Linked DNA regions of Homo sapiens: region 1 is linked to region 2. A link is a contact called in ENCODE Hi-C or POLR2A ChIA-PET data. All regions are on one chromosome and are shown on one strand. The core of a region is the stretch at or near the end of the contact, and the rest is flanking DNA. Distances in the headings are between cores, read along the strand shown. Region 1 overlaps ROR1 (receptor tyrosine kinase like orphan receptor 1). Region 2 holds the start of ROR1 (receptor tyrosine kinase like orphan receptor 1).

Region 1 (3,042 bases), core at 338-2,837, 250 kb before region 2:
ATTTGAATTCTGGCTCTGCCATTTACTAGCTGCGTCACTTTACCTTGAACTTGTTTTCCTGCCTGTGAAATGAACATAATAGTACCTACCTTGCAGAGTTTTTATGGCACATTAAATGGTGCTCAGGAAGTGTCAGGTATAATAGTACTTCCCACACAGGGATTTGCTAACTCCACCAGAAAGTGAGGTTCATGAGACAGGAATTTTGTATTTTCACCTCTGTATCAGCACAGTGCCTGCCACATGACTGGTACTCCATAAATACCTGTTGAATGTATAAGTGAATGTAACTATTGAGGACATTGGGGTTGAAATTAGAGTCCTAGGAAGGATCTTTGGGAAGAATTCAGGTCTCTGAGTTCAGAAGACAAGTAAAGACCATGGATAGAAAAATCTTGTAAGTCAGTTTTAATTCTATACAACCATAGTCCAACGGCCAGAGTTCGTCTGGTCTGACTTTGGGCCCACAGATAATGAAATCATGAGTTATTTGCAGCAATTAGGGCAGAGGCTAGGAGGCCTCTGAGGTATGCGGGGATTTGAACTTCCTAAGCTGCTAGATCAACTAAGGCTTGGGGCATTTTTTTTTTTTAAGCAAATAAGCATTTGACAGAATAAACCCAGACAAAGAGATACTTAAGCATGAAGCCTTGACAGAAACTTCCCTGAAGTAATATAGCTTGGAACTAAAGAGATGATTAGTGAGCTTCTCATGACCCTACAGGAAATCTTGCTTGGTACAGGAACACAACATTTTCGAAGTTTGTCTAAAAGAAGTTTTCACACACTCCACTGCCTCATAATAATGTCTGCAACGGGTTGCAGAGCTCGCCGTCTGCTGAATTCTTTACTGCCTTTCTTCTTTTGTGGGTCTTTATCCCCAAATAATCTGTTTGTGGACCAACTTCTGCAAGCTCAGGAGGGCTAAAGTGGAGCTGTAAGCCCTCAAACCCTCAGTAAACAGGCCAGAGGGAATGAAGAGCTGACCTCTACCTCAGCCATTAGCTGGGCCTACCTAGGATGGATCTGATCCTATATTCCAGGATAAGTCTTATTTTTTCATTCATCTCCTTTGCAGCACCTATCATTGCTGGAATTAAATGATTTTCAGTATTTCTGTGTATGTGAAAAACCTTGTCTAAAGTTTTTCTCTTCCACTAAATTGTAGAGTATCCAAAGGGAAGAATGTTTCTGCCTTTTTCATTTTTGTATCTTCAGCCAGTACAGGCCTCGTCCATGGTAGGCACTGAATAAACATTTGTTGAATAAATGAACCTAAGACATTTTATTACAAAGTTCAATTCAGCTTAAAGGCAACATAATATATTGATTAAGAACATGGGTTTGAATTCTGGGTTCACTGCTTTGTGACGTAGGGCAAGTTGCTTAAATCTCTCTTAGTTTCCTGATGTTACTTTAACAAATTATCACAAACTTAGTGGCTTAAAGCATCAGCAATTTATTCTTTCACATTTCTGGAGGCTAGAAGTACAAAATCCAGCAGAGCCACACTCTTTCTGGTGGCCCTGGAGTGGAATTCATTCCTTGTCTCTTAGTTTCTGAGGGCCCTGGCATTCTTGAGCTTGTGGCTGCATCACGTGATCTCTGCTTTCATTTTCACATTGCTTCCTCCTCTGTGGGTCCATCTAAAAACTCCCTCTGTCTCTGTCTTATAAGGACACTTGTAGGCATTTAGGCTTCTGGGGATAATGACGGATAATCTCATCTCAAGATCCTTAATTTAATTACATGTGCAAAACCCCTTTTCCAAATAAAGAAAAATTCACAGGTTCCAGAGTTTAGGACATGGACACATCTTTTGCAGGCAGGATGTCACTATTCAAAATACGACTTTTCCCTAAGGCTCAGTTTTTCATCTGTAAATCTGTCACAGTATCTCAGAATTTTTATGAGGATTAAATGTGACAATCCATGTAAATCACTTAACATGGTTCTTGGCATATCATAAGCCCTCGATAGATGGTAGCTATTAATAATTGGTATTATTTCATGAGAAAGGGAGGTGTTACTCCCGATGTCCATAAGGAACAAGTGATGGAGTTATGCCAACACATTCAGATATTTTAAAAATATATCAATATCACTATCAATCTACCCTTTTCTGTATTTATTTTATGAGTTCTGGGGCTTGTGCTTAGCCGTCTCACATATGTCATTACATTCTGTACTTACAACAACACTTGAAGGCTGGTATTCTCCCCATTTTACAGATGGGGGAAAAAATCCAGATCTTAATATTCAAGAATCTGGAGTTAGCCACAGAGCTTAAATATAAACCAAGGACTTCTCACTCCAAGCCCAGGTCTTGTCTACATTACCTCAGAAAATTGAGGACAGAAATTGACAAAGTGCCAAGCACCTATACTTGTATTAATCACTTGTTAGAATATCATGAAGAGTCAAACTACAAGGCAGGTTAGCCTAGAAGAACTCTAAAGCAGTGATTCTCAAACTTTGTTGCACACTAGAATCACCTGGAGACCTTTTAAACCTCTCAAATCACAGGCTATACACCAGACCAATAAAATAAGAATGAGGGGAGGAGGAGAACAGACCCAGGCATTAGTAATTTTTAAAATTCCCCAGGTGATACCAATTACAGCTGAGGTTAAGAATTACTGCTCTATCACTGGTCCTCAAACTTTAGTGGGCATCAGAGTCACCTGGAAGATGGTAACAATGGAGGGGAATAGGGTCTAGCCTGATTCAACGAACCCGGGTCTCTCCAAGTGACTCTAACACCCACCAAAGCTTGAGGACAGCTACTCTAAAGTAACTTTCGGCTCCCGTATTCTGATTTTCACCACTCATTCATTTCTCTCTTTATTCAAACAACTGCACTAGATGTTGGAGAGATAAGGATGCATAAAGAAGACATGACTTCTGATCTCAAGAAGTTCACAGCTTGACACGCTGTTCTTTTCTCTCTCAAAGCCCTCTCCATACTGCTTTTCCTGGTCAACCTCTCTTTGAATGGGAGACACATGAGGGCCTTGCTTGAAATGACGAAGATCTTCAATA
Region 2 (3,215 bases), core at 186-2,685:
AGACCCCGGAGACTTTAATCAACTTTCCCCCTCCAACCTCCAAAGAATGAATCGGTTGTCTCCACAGGCTCAGCCGGGCTCTTCCCTCTCATTGTGTACCGGCTCAGACGCAGCAAGGACCCCAGCTTCCCGCAGCGAACTAAGACGCTCCGGCTTGCGGTGAAGTCTTTCTCTAACTGTTGCGATTGTCTTTAGAGATTACCAAAATCAAATATGCATTAGATGGCTTTTCCCCCTCTTGTTTGTAACACGCACACACACACGCGCGCGCGCGCGCGTGCACACCCAAAGCACTTTGGAGCCGCAGGCCGCCTCTGACAGCACATTTTGCACAAAGTGGCAGCGGCTGCAGCGGCGCACAAGTTTTGGCCTCTATGATGACTCTCGGGAGGGCCGGAGGGCCGGGGGCGGTGGCGATGCGAGGCCGCCGGAGCCCCAGGAGGACAGGGCTTTTGTTTGCGTCGATCCGCGAGCCGCCTGGGCTCTGGCGAGCACCACTGAAAATCCAAACTCCCTCCTGGACCGCGCCTTCCGGGCCGGCTCGCAACTTGGGGGCAGGATAGACTTGCCTGAACACCGGCTGGGGCGCGCTAGAGGTCCAGGGAGACAAGGGGGGACGCCCTGCACAGAAGTGCCCCGATCACCCCCAGGACCCTCAAACCCCTCCACGCTTCCTGTCAGCGCTGACAATCGCTGCTGCGCACCGAGGAACGAGTCCCTGGGCGCGCCCCGGCCCGCCGCGGGGCTCCGGGGCAAACCCTGGCCTGGCGGGGCTCCGGGGCAAACCCTGGCCTGGCGGCGCCGGCGAGCCCCGTGGCGGGTGGCCGGACGCGCCCCGGAGCCAGCGCGGCGCTTCCTGCGTGTCCCGCGCCCGGCTGGACGGCGGAAGGGTGGCCACGGGTCAGGGGGTCTGGGCGGGCGGGGGCCGGCGGGCGCCTCTTACCTTGGGCAGCAGCCCCGCGTGCGGCCAGCAGCAGCGCGGCCAGCAGCGCCAGGAGCGGCGGGCGCGTCCCGCGGCGGCGCGGCCGGTGCATTCCTCCTCTCGCTGAGGCGGCGGCGGCGGCGGCTCCCAGGCCGCGCGCAGAACATCCACGGGCTCTTCCCGGGCTCCCGGCCGCCTCGTCCCGGCCGCTGGCGCTCGCAGGACGCCGGGGACGTCTGCAAAGCTCTTTGTCCCTCTAACCTGCTCCCTCGCCTCCGCCTGGCCGCCTCTGGATGCCGCGAGCGCGATCCCTTCCCAGCCCTCTGGCTGCAGCCTCGCCTGGGCCGGCGGGTCAGTCCCAGGCTGTCCGGGTCGCACCAGTGGGCGTGAGTCGCCCTGGGTCGGACTCCGAGAACAGCGCACCCTGCGCCCAGGGGCTGCCGTCCCGGGGCTCCCTCGGCGGCGGCGGTGGCGGCTGCTCCAGCTCTCCACGCTCCCTCTCTCGCTCAACTTGTCACTTTCCACCAACTCTCCAGCCCAGCGCCCCAGCCCCGACCAATGGGAGACGCGGCCCAGGCTGGCGACCCAGCGCCCTCTGCTGCAGCCTCTCAACGCCCGCACCCTCCCCGACTTCGCAGAAAGCGGTCGCGGCTCCCGCGTCTCGGGCACGCTCCCTCCCCTCCCCTCCCCCACACTCCTCAAACTCGCCACCGAACCGAGCGCCGGGGACCTTCGAGGCTACTTGACAGAAGGGGAAACCGAGGCTCAGAGAGACTTATCCGGGATCTCAAGCCAGTTCGTGGCTGGACGACAGTAGACCCAGGTTCTAGCAGCCTCAGCTGTGTCACTGTTAGCTGTGTGACTCTGGGTAATGGCACATTTATTGCTATCATACAATTTCCCTTTTGCTTTCTTCTTGGACCCAAGAGTTGAGAGAGTTCTTACACAAGTAATTTATACTTCGCCTTTTTGTCTTTAATTTGTAGTCTCACTGAATTCAATGTCATCTGTACTGCCTCCTGGCAAGATTTATTGAGGATTATCTGTGGTTATTTTTGCCAATGTCCCATGGTTTTTTGAAAGGTGTTTTTGTCTTCCGAATGTGAAGATAGAATACTGTATCGATTTATCTTCTTTGTATTCATTATTTTTTCAGGCCTTCTGAATCTTTGCATGTTTGTTTGTTTGTTTGTTTTTTGTCTAGCTGCTCTGCCATGAGCCAAGGGATCATTAAAGACCTCTACAATGAGTGTGTTTTTGTCCATTTCTCCTGGTTTAACTTTATGGATTTTGTAATTCATAAATACCCATAATGATTTGACTTTCCCTGTAGAGACTGCCTTTGATCATAAAAAGTGGTGAGCGCCTGCTGTTTTCAGGGCTGTGCTCTAGGCTCTGAAGATGCAAGGGTAATAGGACACCTGTCAGTCTTGCTCTGGAGGAACAGGAAGAAGCCCATAGTCTCTCAATAATCACGTGGCCACTTACTAAATACCTCCTGTTTGCCTTGTGTTTTATATGCATTTGCTCACAAATCCTCCATTGACACTAAAAAGAGTCATTAAAAGTATATACTTCTTAGCTGTTTTACATATATTATCCCCATATTACAGTTTTAGAAATTGAAACTCAAAGGGAAAGTAAATGACTTGCCCACAGTCTCACAGACATGGGGTAGCCAAGCCAGCACTCAGGCTGTTTCCACTGAGAGAGTTAAAGCCTGTAACCAGAGCCTGGCACATGATAAGCACTCACTCGGGAGTTGTTGCTGTTGCAGTAGCCTCTAAGAACCCAGCTTTAGGGTTTTAAAATGAACAGTCACTTCATGGAGGGCGAGGACTCTGTCTCAATCATCTAGGTATCTTGCTGGCCTCTAACAGTACCTGGAATGCAATAGGAGCTCAATTAATGAACAAAGGTTAGGTCACCATTTGGAAAATATTAATTTCTCATCATATTTGTTTTATAGGGGTGCATGGAGGAGGGACAAAATTTCATCCATACTCCTTGGCACCAGGAAAAGCAGATCCCTGAGAGCTGAGACATTAGAAGGGGGAAAAAATGCAGCCCAAAGTATGTCCCAGCAGGTCATGGACTCCAGACTCCCAGCCCTTTGCCTTCAGGCAGGTGAATGACTAACCCATGCGGGACAAACAGTCACTTATTCTTCTCCAGGACTTCATGGCAGGAGCTGTGTCGGTAGTTTTCCCCCTTTCTATCGCTCTGACCTGAGGTCAAAAAATGATAGACAGAGAGGCCTTGGGTCAACCAGTTCATTACCTACATTGATCTG

Evidence for each region. A loop is a pair of places that touch in the nucleus more often than their neighbours do. ChIA-PET counts read pairs that join two places held with the same protein, here RNA polymerase II (POLR2A). Pooled maps may share reads with other maps.
Region 1: a loop to region 2 is called in a pooled map, with 2.2 times the contacts of the local background. The contact joins the enhancer-like site here to the promoter of ROR1 in region 2. A Hi-C loop is called at or near these places in 4 of 168 maps with a recorded cell type or tissue (IMR-90, heart left ventricle, psoas muscle and 1 more) and 5 of 50 pooled maps. POLR2A ChIA-PET finds 5 or more read pairs at or near these places in 2 of 52 experiments (MCF 10A and activated naive CD4-positive, alpha-beta T cell).

The regions. Positions count from the first base shown.
Region 1 is chr1:64,018,581-64,021,622 of GRCh38, reverse strand. All of the region lies in intron 2 of ROR1 (receptor tyrosine kinase like orphan receptor 1), which reads right to left. Among named protein-coding and RNA genes, the nearest start is that of ROR1-AS1, 92 kb to the left of the region's middle. Within about 2 kb of position 1,587, at least 7 of the 41 ENCODE cell types and tissues checked have a DNase peak (open chromatin) inside an H3K27ac peak, as active enhancers do; they include IMR-90, where a contact is called at or near this core.
Region 2 is chr1:63,772,237-63,775,451 of GRCh38, reverse strand. ROR1 (receptor tyrosine kinase like orphan receptor 1) reads right to left here and starts at 1,435. Exons shown (of 9, transcript NM_005012.4): 1 at 944-1,435. The coding sequence starts at 1,034. RefSeq lists an enhancer at 1-374 and silencers at 240-534, 1,319-1,368.